Regions from separate parts of the Homo sapiens genome. Here region 2 is linked to region 1. A link is a loop called in an ENCODE intact Hi-C map of the cell type or tissue named here. Cell type or tissue: psoas muscle. All regions are shown on one strand.

Region 1 (8,000 bases):
CACGGTGGCCTTGCCTATAATCCTAGCACTTCGGGAGGCTGAAGCCAATAGTTTGAGACCAGTTCTGGGCAACATAGTGAGACCTCATCGCTACAAAATAAAAAAAATTAGCTGGGCATGGTGGCACACACCCATATTTTCAGCTACTGAAGAGGCTGGGGTGAGAGGATCGCCTAAGTCCGGGAGGTCAAGACTACAGTGAGCTGTGATCATGCCCTGCACTCCAGCCAGGAAAACAGGGCGAGACCCTGTCTTAAAAATAAAACAACACTAAACTAACATTAAAACTTAAAAATTAACTGGTGAAAACATAGGTAGGCCCTTCCTCCTGCTAAGCATTAAAAAAAATTCCACCTTGACCTGACTTCCTCTTCCTCAGTGCCACCTTTCTCGCACTAGTTTGCTTCCTTGCTCTTTTTCATGGGGGAGTGGGGGTGCTGAACTACTTCCAGTGCTGGAGCTCACACGGTGGCTATGAAGTCAACCTAAATATACAACTGTGTTCTAAATTATGTCAAATGCCTACAAATAATTCTAATATGGAAGCATTTTACAAACTTACTCTTTAAAATAGGCACACATGTGGATAAAGAAACACAGTAGATTCAAAATGTACAGCTTTATATAAACATTTTGCAAAAATCTTTTTTAATACTTAGCAAGAGCATAGACTAATAACCTTTTATAAATGATATTTAATAACTGCTTTTGGCAACATCTAGAATATATATTATGTCTCTTTTTATATAAATCTCATTTTTAATCTTCCTTTCTTGACTTTTCCCCACTAGAAAATAAAACCAAGGAGATTTTCAGTACAATTCATTTTATTATTTTAGTGCAACAAAACATTTCCAGATTTATTTCCAATTTCAGTTTCAAAACAAACTGACCTGAAATTTTTAGTATTTACTATCTGTGACAATGACCAATAAAATGTGTAAGAATATAAAAAATAAATTCATTCATTGTTGGTAGTACTCCAAATTCAATGCATAAGAACCTTTTCTATCTAAAGCATTTTCCTAAAACTGCAAACTAAAAATCTGATATTTAAAACATTTATGTGGTAAAATAATCTCATTTGATTATGGATATCATAAATAGAATATAAAAGATATTACATTTCTTCAAATACCATTTGTTTCACTGTGTTCAATTTTGAGTTTCCTAACATCCATTCTACAGGTCAATCAAAATACAAAGGCGTGCAAATGAAACAAGCTATTGAAATGAAATAAAATTCAAGAATAAAAGTTAGAATTAACTTATGAGGTAACTTTTATGTAAGCAAACATCACAGTTGTAAGAAATGCCTCTCTTTACAAAGAGTCATTAAGATGCGCATTTTCCTAGAGCTATTATTTCATGTGCCCAAAATCAAGCAAAATAAAATCCCATGCTTCCTGGAATATTAAATACCATGCAGTGTACTATTTAAGAAAAGAACAAGGTTAACTAACTAAAAGCAGAACTCACTTATTTTTTGCTCCCTAGCCAATTAAAAATAAGTTCATTAAAAGCACTTGAAATTATATATTTAACCTGAAAAAAAGTTGCTAAAATTCCAATATAAATGTAAATATCTTTAACTTGCTTAACCCAGCTATCCCCAAAACAGTGTAGTGGGGCAAAATGTTCAAAAGAAAAATCATCCAGTGCACGTAGATGGGCACCAAGAAGCTAAGCTTCCCTGAGCGCGTACAGAGCCGCCAGGCGACTCAATTCACGTGCTCCTTTTCTGGGGATGAAAAGGTGCTCACCAGATCTTTCTATGCAACTGAGAGCTCCTAAATCAAGTCAAAGGGGACCATCGTACTGAAATATTCCATATTTTCCAGTGGTCCACCAGCTGGGCTCAGAGGCCAGGAGCTGTTCCCCTTGCCCAGGCTGCAGACCAACCTGAATTTCAGCTTTTAATGTTCTTATGGTACAGAGTGGTGCAGGATGGAAGCCATTCAGAGCCTGATGAAATGGAACAGAAAACTCCCATTTTCTGTCACCTGTCAACTTCCTGTAATTCAAATCACCCTTGAATAAAATTAAATGTGCCTTCTGTAGTTCAGCATATAAGTCAGGTGCAACCTGAGGCATTGCACAGTACTCATGAGGCAGAGTCCAAAATATATGATTGTGGTAAACCCATTTACCCATTTTAATATACTCTTCCCAGTCAGCCCCACACTTGGACATCCACTTATGATTACTGTGTTTTACCTGTTCAATTAACCAATTAAAATCATGTATAGTAGTATCAGAAACAAACCATGGAATTGTTTTTCCATAAAAATGAACCTCAGTAGCCAGTTCAGAGGACAACAAGAAGTCGGCTAATATTAAATCTGTAACAAGCTCAAATCCAGAATTATCGAGAACAATATACACTCTAGTAGCAGAAGCTTTTTCTCTTGTTTTCTTGCAATTGCTAAGCAATGACCAAAGATGTTCCATATCATTCAATAAAATGAAAGGTTTTAGGTCTTCCAATGAATTTAGTACATTGGTATTCTGAGAACTACTTTCTCCACCTGAGAGAGACAGATCACACTTATTTCCCCACAGTGAAATCTGAAAAAGAAAAAGTACAAAATATTCACCCTTCTTCTGAATAGCCAACAAAACTCCATTATGTAGCGGGATGGGGGGACATTGCTAAAAAACTACTAAATATCTACAAAACTCTTTACATGACCATCAAATCTATACTTTCTCTAACAATGCACAAAAATTATTTCACATGATGCTGTATTAACAAGATAAAACTGAAATTTTTAATTCATCAGTATGTAATGGACTTAAAAAAACTGGTTTCAATTATTTCAGCACTCACATTGTTTATTCAGAATAAAAGTTTTTGCAGCTTGCAGATATTAGAACATCATCGGATGTGTGAAGAGAGGCTCAAAGTTGCCCATATAATCCAGAGTCAAGAGAAGAAATAAAAGTTTATTTTTTCCTCCTTGGCCCTGCAGAACTGTCCAGTTTCTTTCACTAATTGCATAACCTTAGGACGTGACACCTCTCTGGGATTTGGTTCTCTCATTTGTAAAATTTAAAAAACTGAACAAAGTGATATCTAAAGACGCTACTTTTTAAACAAGGTCATGTTAACTAAAGACCCATTGTAATCAATTATCTTATTCAGCTTTAAATTGAATTAATACTCAATTACATTTTGTAGAAAAACAGTATGTAGGCCTATTTTTTTTTAAGCCATAAAATTACACGTTTAGGACTTCCAGCTCGACCTGGGTTCAAACTCAGCATCTTCAGTTTATGATCATCAACAAATTACTTAAGCTCTCTAAGGCTCAAGTCCTGCAACTGAAAAACGAGATACTAGTACTTACCTCACAGAATTATTGTGAGAATTGATATAATGCATGTAAATAATGTACCAAATACCTGGCATATAGAAGTACTCAATAAACACTAGCCAAAACAGACTCTACTCTCATTTGTGATTTTTTTTTTAATAAAGATGGGGTCTCACTATGTTGACCAGGCTAATTTCCATCTCCTGGCCTCCAGCAATCCTCCTGCCGTGGCCTCCCAAAATGCTGAGATTATAAGCATGAGCCACCTTGTCAGGCCCTCATTTGTGATTTAAAATAAGGAGAATGCATGTTCCAACCAATAGGGTTTTGTTTTTTTTTTTTTTGAGATAGAGTCTCCTCTGTCACCGAGGCTGGAGTGCGGTGGTGCGATCTTGGCTCACTGCACCTCTGCCTCACGGGTTCAAGCTTTTCTCCTGCCTCAGCCTCCCAAGTAGCTGGGATTACAGCCGCCCACCACCACGCCTGGCTAATTTTTTGTATTTTTAGTAGAGATGGGGTTTTACCATGTTAGCCAGGCTGGTCTCAAACTCCTGGCCTCAGGTGATCTGCCCACCTCGGCCTCCCAGAGTGCTGGGATTACAGGTGTGAGCCACCATGCCCGGCCGAACAGTATTATTTTAAAAAGAGATAAATGAATAAATTTTTTTTAAAAAAAAGGCTTAAATAATAACTAAAGTGTCCAAGGTCACCTTTTTCTAGAGTTTCCTGAAGAAATTCATACAATGGTGTCCACGATGGCCTTCAGCGACTGAGAGCAGGTTCTGTGCTAGCCTCCTGCACTTTCCCTTCACACCGTCTTCCAGTTTGTAATGGCATAGCTCTTTGTGCAATTACTTCATTGTCTATATTCCCTCAAGATTACAAGTTTTGATAGGGAGGATCAGCCTGTTCTTGTTTTACCACTACGTGCCCAGCACCTAGAATGGCATTTGACACAGTAGCCCCAGAAATGTGTGTGTCGACAGTGGGAGAGTGCTATGACTTTTGAAAGAGATCAACATTCTCTGAAAACGAGAATGTTTTCAAGCTTCCCTTGAAACGTTAACCTGTTGCTCACTGCGGACACCAAATGGAGGCAACTCTGGCCCCCTTCACTTGGGAGCACAGTGACAGTGTGAAGAAGTTGTTAGCTAAATCAGATGACAGAAAATAGATGCATGCTCATTCTTCTTCATAGTTTATTATACTATGGGACAAAGAACACATTCAAAGAAGATGATTCCCTGAAAGAATGGGCTAGCTAGGAGTCAAGAACTAGCATGCCAGTCTTTTTTTTTTTAATTCCAAGGCTAAGCATAAGGCAGAGTTAACAGGAAAAAACAAAAAACAAGGTTTATTAGTTAACAATGTCCTGGGCCAGGCAAGGTGGCTCATGCCTATAATCCCAGCACTTTGGGAGGCCAAGGTGGGCAGATCACCTGAGGTCAGGAGTTCAAGACCAGCCTGGCCAACATGGCGAAACCCAGTCTCTACTAAAAATACAAAAATTAGCCAGGTGTGGTGGCATACGCCTGTAATTCCAGCTACTCAGGAGGCTGAGGCAGGAGAATTGCTTAAACCCGGGAGACGGAGGTTGCAGTGAGCTGAGATCGTGCCACTGCACTACAACCTGGGCAACAGAGCGAGACTCTGTCTCAAAAAACAAAACAATGTCCTGACAATTTTTGTTTTGAACTCAAAATATGCCTTTATTTGTGACTTTGCTTGCCCTCGGGGTCTCACCAGGGCTTCGTCTCCAGGTATAATCTGTTAGCAAGTTCTGTAGCTTCTATGTTCAAAGAACACCCAGGCTCTGGTGATGTCACTAACTCTTATGCTACCAACTTGGCCCCAACCTCCCTCCCCAAGTCATTTTCAGACCAGCTCTCCCCATTTCCACCTTCAGCCCCTGCAGTCTATTCTCAGAAACATTCCTTGAAATAGTCAAATAGCATTACCTCTCTGTTCAAAACCCTCTGATGGCTTCTGTTTCACTTTTAGTAAAAATTTATTTAATACAAGCCGTTCTGTGTCCCTTCCACCCCGCTACCTCTCAGTAACTACAGGGTTTCCTTGCAATTTTTCTCACCTCTCCATGTACTCCGCAGACATACACCTGACTTACTCCTTCCCTGCCTTCAGGTCTGTGGCCTCAGCCTCCATGGACCCTTCCCTGGCAGCCCTGATCCCTTCTCCAACATTCCCAACGCCCTTTTCCTGCTTTATTTCTCTTCATAGCACTTTCTAACATTTCTTTTTGAAAGTCTTCCTCACTTTTTCTGGAAAATGTGAGGGCTGGGGATACTGCTGTGTACCACGTCTCCTAATAGTTCTGATTCTAATAATGTGTTGTAAATTTCAGGATGTTTGCATGAATTAAAAACTAAACTGAATACAAGATAAAGAAATGTAATGAAACTGTATTAATGGGCCAACTGAATACCCGAGTATTATCACCTACCGATGCTAACAGCAGGCTGTATCCCAGGCTCTGTGCTCAGCACTTCACATGCAAGCATCTAGTTGAATTCTCACATCAAATTACACAGTACACATTATCCTCACTGAACAGAGGAGGAAACTGAGGCCCAGAGAAATTAAGTGACAGGCCTCAGGTCCAAACACAAATTAGCCACAGAGCCAACACACACCCAAGTCAGCTGGGAGACCAAATTACTATTAAGAATTCTTTCAAGCATGACAAAAGCTAAGCAAATTACTATGAAGTATTCTCTCAAGTATGACAGAAGCTAGGAAGTCAGATAACTTCTTTGCCACTAAAATCATAGCCAGTGAGAGCAGAAAAATATTTCAAACCCATTTCTAGCAATTAAATGGATTTTCATCTTTTAACACCACTAGATAAAAAATCATCAATTATAGCAAAGAAAAATATTTACATGTTTTGTTAACTGTATAGCAGTTTATTTTCTGTTTAAATAAAACATACTCAGAAGATTAATGATCACATTTACCTGCAGAAGTTTAAAAAACTCATCTTTCAGCTGATTTTCATCTAGGTCTTCAATAGTTCTTATCAATTGTTGCAGGTGAGTACATAAAGCAATGATGGATTCCTGTGACCCATAGAAATTTTGCTCTTTTGATTCTTTAAATACATCAAAGTAATCGATTGGTGGACTAAAGTAGGAGAAAAACAAAGTGAAACATTTTAGTTTGTACATTTGGATAACTGCAGTTCTTGAAAGAAAATAGCACCATACAGTCTCAATAATCAGTGCTAACAGAAACTAGATATAACATTTATCTAATTAACTAGAAAAACTTAATACTAAATAATCAAATTACACAAAAATCTCTCAAACTCATTTTAATTGTCAAAAAAGTTCCCAAATCAAGTATTTTTCTGGACATATTAAATAGTGATAGTGACTATGCTCATAATTATCTACCTAGCAGGGATTCCAGGGCACAAGAAGGAGAAAGATAAATTTCAAGACAACTGCTTTAGTTCAACAAACATTTTTTAACCACCGATGTGGCAGAGTTCCAGTAACAAATGTATAGAATATAAACAGAATATTTGAATACAATGCAGCAATCATTAACAGAATGAAACACAGAGTATGATGGAAATACAATGAGTACTTAAGATAAATCAGACAATACTATTGTAAGTTTTAGAAGAATGATAATTTTTTATCACTAATTTTAGGTATTTTTGGGCAACTTTAACCAAAGGTGATATATGTGGCATGGCTACACCTTCATGTTTTCCAGTGAGAGATTAAATCATATTATATTGGCCTAAGAAAATCATAACTAAGGAGATATAAATACTAATATAATAATCTTTACTGAATTGAATATAAAAGACATTCAGATTATTGGGTCTTCCAAATTAGCTACTTTTTCCATGGGTCATTCATGTTAGGGTAAAAACAATCTAACACTGATGTAATCGGCTTGATTTGTTTTGTTTTGTTTTTTTAAATAACATACCAGTATTTAAACATCCAAATGATGGCTGCCTCCTTCCAGCCAGTCAGTCACCTCGGGAAGCTACACCCTTATTCCAAGGGCGCTGCCATTGCTCAGAGCACTTTTGGAATTCCTCTTTAGGAATTTTCTTCAGAACCTATGGCACATCATTAAACCTCCTGTCAGTGATCACATATCTTCATCCTTTGGAGTCAATTTATTTTTGGAAACAGCCAAAAGTCACTCGGAGTGATTTCAGTAGAATGAGGTGTGTGATCAAATTGGATAAAAACTTTTTTTTTAATCAAAAATGAGTAAAAATACAGGAAGACTAATTTTCATTTTGAGGCATGTAAACTGGCTCTGAAAGAAGTTCCAAATAATTCAAAGATGGTTTTAGCAATGGCAGCACCGCTGAAATCAGTCAGTCTCTCAAGGTGACTTAAAAGGATAAAAATCATTCGGATGCACAGACCCAATCCGGCCCACCACCTGTTCTGTCTGACTCACATGCTAAGAGTGGTTTTTATATTTTTGAATGGCTGAAAACAAAGTGAAAGAAAAGTAGTATTTTGTAACACATGAAATTCAAATTTCGGTGTCCGCTGAATAAAGTTTCTTTAGAACACAGCCATGCTCATTCTTACATATTATTTAAGGTTGCATTCACACGACAATGGCAGGTTCGGCAGCTGCAACAGAGACCACATGGCCCCTATGCCTAAAAGATTTACTACCTGG
Region 2 (8,000 bases), 620 kb before region 1:
AGATCCAGGACAGAAAGTGAGACCATCACAGTGCCTGGTGCCTCTGGACAGCCTCAAGCCAGAAAATAAGAGCCTATTTCTGAGATTGTATATGAGGTTGTGAGACAAAAGTTTTTTCTTCTCGCATTGCTAAACTGAGAGGATGAGAATACGAGGCTCTGAATGGCCCTCTTCCCAGCACATGGAACTCCTGTCTGCAGAAAGGAAACTACTGACAACAAGGAGAGGTGATAGTGTGGGGGGGTGAGAGAGAGAGAGAGAAAGAGAGAGAGAGAGAGAGAGAGATCCAGGTAGTAGGTAGTAGTCACAAGGTCTTAGTTTTTTTTTTTTGTTTTTTTTTTGAGACAGAGTCTCACTCTGCCGCCCAGGCTGGAGTGCAGTGGCACATCTCAACTCACTGCAACCTCTGCCTCCCAGGTTTAAACAGTTCTCTGCCTCAGCCTCCCAAGTAGCTGGGAATACACGAGCCTGCCACCACACCCGGCTAATTTTTGTGTTTTTAGTAGAGATGGGGTTTCGCCATCTTGGGCAGGCTGGTCTTGAACTCCTGACCTTGTGACCCACCTGCCTCGGCCTCCCAAAATGCTGGGATGATAGGCGTGAGCCACCACACCCCACCAAGGTCTTCGTTCTTACATTTTTTTCACTTGACCTTTGAGCTTTCATATATCCTTCCTAACACACGTATCAGTGAATCCCCTTTTTGCTTAAGATAGTGTGAGTTGGATTTCTGTCGCTTATAACTGAAAAAATTCTATTACAAGAAGTTGAGACCTCAACCCAAGGACAGGAAGAAAATGAGTGACCGTGAAGTAAGAAGTATTGAGAACAAGAGATGGGCAGGATGGAACAGGCTTTTTTGGGACTACAAGGATGCATTTTCTAACACTGCAGCAATAAGCTCCATCCTGCCTAATCACAGCGCCTTGCAGGGAGGAGATGACAGTATTTTTGTTTTCCAGATTATGTGTATTTATAGTAACACTTTTTGGTCATACCACTATTCAGCCCACTGACCATCTCACAAACAAATTCCTTCTCCTCCCCTCTCCCCTTCCTCATCAGCACCTTCAAGAGCTAAAGGCTCCCAAGTTTATCAATCCCTGACTTTATGCGGATAACATGGTGACAAGTTACTGCTCACGTAGCAGTTTGTAGGTCGGGTATGGGAGAAACATCTACACAGAGGAACTCATAGTAAACAGAGTTGTAACTGCCCAGAATGGAAAATGGCTAAGGTTTAAAACTAACGTAACAATAACAACAAACCAGAATGGTCGGGATCTTGGTTTCCATGCAGTTGAATAGGATAATGTAGCTTTTGGTACCCTGGGGCACCTTGATCTAAAGCAAACAGCACAGAATGAGTAAGCAGCAGAGAGACAGCAGATTAAGAAGGAAACTGCTGAATTACTTCACTTATGTTCCATGTGGGCTGTTGGTAGAGAAAGAATGTGTCTATCAGAAAAATGGGCAAACCTCCCATGGCCGTGGTGTTGGCCTGGAGGTGGCAGATAGCAGAGGGTGTGAGCTGGGAGGTTAGGGCTAGGAGGGCCTCAGCTCTTCTCCCCTTTTCTCTGCCTCTCACAGTCCTCTGTGTCATCATACCCAGTGCAGCCTCACATCCCCTAGAGCCTCTGCCTCCGGCTGGATATCCTAGGAACCCGCCCAAGCCACAGGGCTGAGTTAGACCAACTTGGATGATGTACTTTCTACCAATTTCCTTTTTTGTTCCCACCCAGGATGCTGGCCTCATTCACCAATAATCCCTTTCTTGTTCAAGGAAATCACAGAATGGAGACTCAAACAGCTTGGATGTCCCTGCCTGGAAAGGTGACATGTGTGCCTCTCTTCTCTTCTTATTGTTTGCACGGTGTGAAGGCACACCGTGCTGGGACCTCAGCGACCCCAAGAGACAGCATTTCACCATGACCTTGCCAATGGAGGTCAAAGACATGGCACTCGGCCTCTGGGGAGTGACTTTTTTCTTGGGCTGCCAATGTTCCATCCTCCTTAAGGTGCGTGTGGGTTCCTTCATCCAGCATGCACTTACTGAGAACCTAGTGTGTGCATAACTATGCTAAGGATTCCAAGCCTTACTTCCTTTCAAGTGTTAATGTTTTAAGAGCAGATATTGCCTGCAGAGAGAGAATGTTCTTAACACGGACTCTCAGGATGCAGGCCATTTGCAGAACAAGCCTGTTTTTCTAGTCCTGTTTTGGCATCAATACAGCTTATCATCTCATCCTTGTCAGCAGATGCTTCCTAGTTGTGCAAATATACTGAGAAATAAAAATAGGTCCTGTTGAAATGCCAATAGTTGACAACAGCAGCCATCTTCTTTCTGGACTTTTCTGGCAAAATGTGGTCCATGTGTGCTGCCTGTTGCCCTTCAGGGGCCATTTGGGAGAAACAACAGAAATTCAGATTCCCAGAATGCTTCGTGTGCTTTGGCAACCACTGCAAGAGCAAAACAGGGCTGCTGGTAATTTCCATATCCCAGGTGGTCTCTCCCACCCTGGATGGCCACACCACTGTGCCCAGCAGCATAGAGCAAGTGAGCAGACAGTGTGGACCCTCAAAAATATTATTGCAACAAGGTAGGCTTTTGCAACTCTGGAGATTGCTCCAAATCCCAAAGATGGAAACAAGAAAAAATCTATATGTCATTAACCAGTCTTGAGGTGCTGTCAGCAAATCTGAGCTTCTAGGCAATCTGGATCTTGTAGCCAATAAGGGGATATTTAGGAAGAGTCTGGGGAAACGGAGTGGTACAAACGAAAGGGGAGTGAAGCCACGAGGACACCCCCATGTACAAGACATCTCAACCCAGTCTCTTGCTCTCTCCCTCTCCCTCACTCTCAATTCTGCTGTCCCTCACCTTCTCTCATTTTGCTTGGACATTCTCCCTTCCTTTTCCTCTTTCCATCTCCACCCCAGAGGAACCCCCTTCTCCATTTCTCAGCACTTTTCTAGATAATGGAGTCTTCCGGAAGCTGGAGGAGCTGTGCTGTACACTGCAGTGCCTGTGCAGTGTGGCTGTGCCCAGAAGGAAGCTCTAGTACAACTAGGGGTCCCCTTGCCATGGGCCTCCATGGAGATGGGGGACACATCTAAATGTCTCTGGAGAAGTAAGAGATGCTGATGCCTATGGCTTACCAGATGTTTGAGGACAAACTCTTCAAGCCAGGCCAGATTTTCTATCTGTTCCCAAAGGAAGGATGTGACAGCAGACCCTGAAAGAATCCTTCATTCTATCGCATCTTGATCAAAAACAGAATGACTCAAAGGAAAAAGTGAAGAAAATTCCTCAAGTCACAATTTAAGTAGTCTGGACCAGAAAGCTGCCACTCAGCTTGGAGAAGGAGGAGATTTCAGCATTCTCAGAGGTACTAGGGATGAGTCACACATCAGCCTTTCGGGTGCCCTGCCAGGGACTCATTCTACAACCAAATAGTGTGCTTGCTCAAAAGTGCCACTGAAGCTGACCGTCCGATGAACACCATGTTTGTTGTATGCTTCTCCTATGATTGTGGTTCTTCTGTGGTTCCGGGAGTGGCACTGTCCCTAACAGGGTGTTTGGACAGCCCGAGGCTGCTGCTGCCACTTCGTGGAAGGGACTGTACTGGATGTCCTACAATGTGCAAGGCAGTCCCAAACAATGAAGGATTTGTTCCAGTTCCTATGCCTCTCAAATGCCCTACTGAACTAAATCTACTACAAATAAAAATCTATAGTGGCTGGGTGCAATGACTCATGCCTGTAACCCACCACTTTGGGAGGCCAAGGCAGGCGGAACACTTGAGATGAGGAGTTCAAGACCATCCTGGCCAACATGGTGAAATCCTGTCTCTACTAAAATTACAAAAATTAGTCAGGTGTGGTGTCAGGTGCCTGTAATCCCAGCTACTCGGGAGGCTGAGGCAGGAGAATCACTTGGACCTGGGAGGTGGAGGTTGCAGTGAGCCGAGATCGCACCACTGCACTCTAGCCTGGGTGACAGAGTGAGACTCCGTCTCAAAAAAAAGTAGTGAAAAGTTTTGAAAAGCTTTCACATGGCTGTGCCCAAAAGGTCCAGTGTATGAACTGGTTATAGAGAAGGAAGTTTAAATGGAATATATTTTCTCCAAATTATTAAATAGCTTATTCACTTTATGCAATTTGGCAATTGAATGTATTATGTCAGCTTTTCAACCATGCATTTAATTGAAATGATTTCAGTGCAGTTGAACAGGTACTACAAAAACAATACAACCGGATGTAAATATGTAGAGAGGAGATGTAAGACTCTACTAAATAAAATTAGAGCCAACAATTATAAAATAGTACACATCAATGAAATATTGTTGTTGCCTCCTATATGTTTTAAAATAAATTTGTAACATGATAAGAAGTCCATTTTTGTGCAATGTACATATTAAAATTATTTTGAGGTTTGTATCTGTTTTACATTGACATCGTCTCCAGAGTTTTCCTGATAGCCTCTTACATGTTTTTTTGTTTGTTTGTTTCTTTTTCCAATCCATCTTGTCTTCTCCATTGCTCATCCAAAGGATATCATCTCCAAGGCCTTGTTAAGTTCTAGAGACTGACTGAATATTTGCCTTGAATGTAGTGGGATATTAAGATAGGATAAATGTTTCTATCCATTTTGGCTCTTTTTCATCTTATAACAAAGGGAATCACTTTGACAATACACTTATAATAAAGCCAGACTCATTTGCAAAATTACTTCATTTTTTATTCTTCTTTCACTTCCACAGTCTTTCAATTTTCTTGGCGTGTGTTTTAGCCCATTTTCTGTTGTTTATAACAGAATACCTGAAACTGGATAATTTACAAAGAAAAGGAATTCATTTCCTACAGTTATGGAGGTTGAGAAATCCTAGGTCAAGGGGACACATTGGGTGAGGGCCTTCTTTCTGCTGGGGACTCTGCGGGGTCCCGAGATGGCTCACATGGCAAGGAGGCTGAGTGTGCTAGCGCAGGTCTCTCTTCCTTCTCTTATAAAGCTACCAGTCCCACTCCTGGGATAACTCATTGATCCATTAACCCGTTATTCCGTGAATGGTTTCAACCACTCATGAGCGCAGAATCTTCTTGAACCAATCACCTCTTAAAGGTCCCACTTCTCAATACTGCCACATGGGGGATTAAATTTCAACATGAGTTTTGGAAGGGACAAACATTCAGACCACACGGTAGCATATTTTTACTAATCAATTTTTTTTCTCTCCTTTTATCATACACAAATAGGTTGGTTAGTTTTTAGTTTTCTCAGTCTGGTGTCCATCTCTTGCTCTACTTTTTCATATGCCTGTACTTCTTGGACAAAAAGCCTCTGATCATCTTCTCATAGCCAAACATTCATTATAAGTACATATAAGCATTTTATTACTTTATTATGTTTCCTACTTTAGTCAAGCTTGGGCATCTGCATTGAAATATATATCATTTTATTTTAATATAGTTTAATATAATTTCTCCTTTATATGATGGTTATAAAATACATTACATTTTTAATTATATGTACAGGTAAATTATTACCTATTTGTTTCATTTAAGAGTAGTCAAAGGAATATGTATGTTTTATTAGACTGGTAGTTTGTTATGGCAATTCAAGGAGATTTTTTCTCTTAAGGTTTGTGAATCTCAAACTTGGCTGTCTCTCAGAATCTCCCGTGGAGTTTTACAAGATGCAGCTGTCAGGTTCCATCCAAACCTGATGATTGGAAGCTGAGGGTGGAGCCCTGATATCAGTGCTTTTAAAACACTCTCCATTAACAGCCATGATGACAAATCACAAGACTATCTTAGCTTCTTTGTATTGTGGCTACTAAAATGTAAAATCTTGAAAACATGGATTGTATCCTTGTTTTGTGAAAAGAGCCCTATCACAATGCTACAATGACTTTAAGAGGATGATCTATCCATGGATATCTTTGCTCCTCCAAGCCTGTTCTGCCTTTCTGGCTGGACTGGTTAGAATGGAGATAACTCTTAGGATGACCTTGGAAGCCACCCATTCATGATGACAGAGCCCTCAACAGCCTGAGTCCCTGAGTGACCACATAAAAGAGGGTTATGATATCAACATGTTCGTGGACCCAGCATTGTTAAGTAAATAAGAAATAAACTGCTAGGTGTTTGAGCCATTATACATTTTGTAGCCTATTGTTATAGTAGGTGTCCTACTGTAATGCAAGATGAGAAGTATTTTATGACTTGCTGATGGGAAAGTGAATACGTTTGTATAAAGAGGAATAAAGACAGAGGAATGTTTTGTATACCTCCTTTTGTGGCCATTTCCTACATTCTTAAGGCTTTAGTAAACTTTGAGAAGTTATTTAGAAGTCATTTCTCTTCCCTAATGCCAATACTGCCACACTTTGTTATGGAAACCACAATCTAAATTCTGGAACCACCTAGACATCCCCCATCATGCTATCCATTCATTCGGAACACTAACATACTTCATAGCAACCAATTTGCTCAAAGAACTAAGGGGAAAGCCTAAGACACTTGAATGTTTAGTTTGATAAAGCCCTCAACATTAAAACCCTCAACATTACTGAAGACTTCAAAGAGATTGCTTTATGGCACAGAGGAACTGACTTCTCATTACGTGAGTTGAATAAAGAGATTATTGCTTTGGGAAATATTTGTTCATAGATAGGAAACTTCCATCCTTCTCCTGATGTGTAATTGTTCACCTGAAAGGTGAAGAGCCTGCTCGTAACCCAATCCTTGAGCAAATGTGTATTGTTAGACTAGTGTGTATAAGACCATACACTCATCAAAGTCCTCTCTAAGAGGTCTCAAAGAGAGACGACAGTGAAGATGAGTGTTTTTGCTGGAACCCAGCAAGGGAACATGGCAGTGCTGTTCATTTGGTATTGCTATATTCCCAGCTGGCACAGATGACTACATAACCAACCACATGCCTCTGATTCAGTGACATTTTTCAACTTGGTATAATTTTTTAGTGACGTCTACTAGATGTTCTAGAAAGTAAATACTTGGTGCATCAACACATTCATAGTGAAACTGATGAACTGGTTCAGTTGACTTGAGAAAAAAATCTTACATGTGCACTTTTTAAAAAGAATTTAATGTCTCACCTTTAAATATAAAGTCCCAGTTTTTAATTTTTGTAAGAAATATTATATTTATTTAAATATTAATTATTAATAATAAAATAAATATTATTTATTTAAATAAATATTAAGTATTTATTTAAATACATTTTGTAATAAATATAGCCTTTGTAATAAAATATTATAGCCTAATAGCTTTTGGGACAAAGCCATTACGGATCTATATTTTCCTTAGGAGCCTTCTTTTCATTACTTGTATCTGTAATATATTTTAAAACAATCAGGGTTCTGGATTTCCTACTCCACAGTCAGTTACTATCTTCCCAAGGTCAGAAAGGAGATGATGTAAAGACACATTTGGAAAATGCACAGTCCATCTATTGCAGAGGAGTTTGCAGAAGGTTCCACGTGGAACTTCTAGTCCCACTGGGGTGACCTAGTCTCAGAGGCTTTGAGGGTTTCCTTTTTTCCTAGAAAAGGCAGACCAAAACATCCTGGATACATTTGTTTCCCTGGATCCTACCTTTTCTTGCCTGGTATTTCAACAATAATTAAGCCACAATGCAGAGCAGGAAGCCTCTCTTGCACACTGTGGAAGATTGTGTTTTCCAAGGATGACCACACCAATATCTCCTATCCACAAGCTTTTCTACAAGGTGTTCTTGGCACTCTTCCCATGGAGATATGGGATCTGGGCCCTCTCCCTTGAAACTGAGTGGACTCATGACTCACTTGTAATCAACAGAAAGGGCTGGAAGTGACACATTACCACTTCTAAGTGCATGTCGTAGAAGGCTATGAAACTTTTTTTTTTTGTCAGCTGGGACACTTGCTTCTGGAGCCCTCGCCACTTTGTGAGAGGTCTAGTGTCCTATGCTGGGATATCAGACAGGTCTCCCAGTT

The links. A loop is a pair of places that touch in the nucleus more often than their neighbours do. Peaks named below come from ENCODE experiments on the same cell type or tissue, not always from the same donor. Only the 100,000 strongest peaks of a DNase experiment are listed, where the experiment ranks them.
Region 2: a loop joins it to region 1, with 7 times the contacts of the local background. A loop is called at or near these places in 4 of 110 quality-filtered maps.

Annotation. Positions count from the first base shown.
Region 1 is chr6:151,462,911-151,470,910 of GRCh38, reverse strand. DCPH1 (damage control phosphatase 1) reads right to left here. Exons shown (of 5, transcript NM_024573.3): 4 at 6,293-6,458; 5 at 810-2,568. The coding sequence ends at 1,801. Among named protein-coding and RNA genes, the nearest start is that of DCPH1, 14 kb to the right of the region's middle. In psoas muscle, no CTCF peak of the experiment used is centred here; no DNase peak of the experiment used is centred here.
Region 2 is chr6:152,085,616-152,093,615 of GRCh38, reverse strand. The region is part of intron 6 of ESR1 (estrogen receptor 1); the gene reads right to left. Among named protein-coding and RNA genes, the nearest start is that of ESR1, 280 kb to the right of the region's middle. RefSeq lists a silencer at 516-697. In psoas muscle, no CTCF peak of the experiment used is centred here; a DNase peak (open chromatin) is centred at 3,445; H3K27ac peaks cover 305 bases.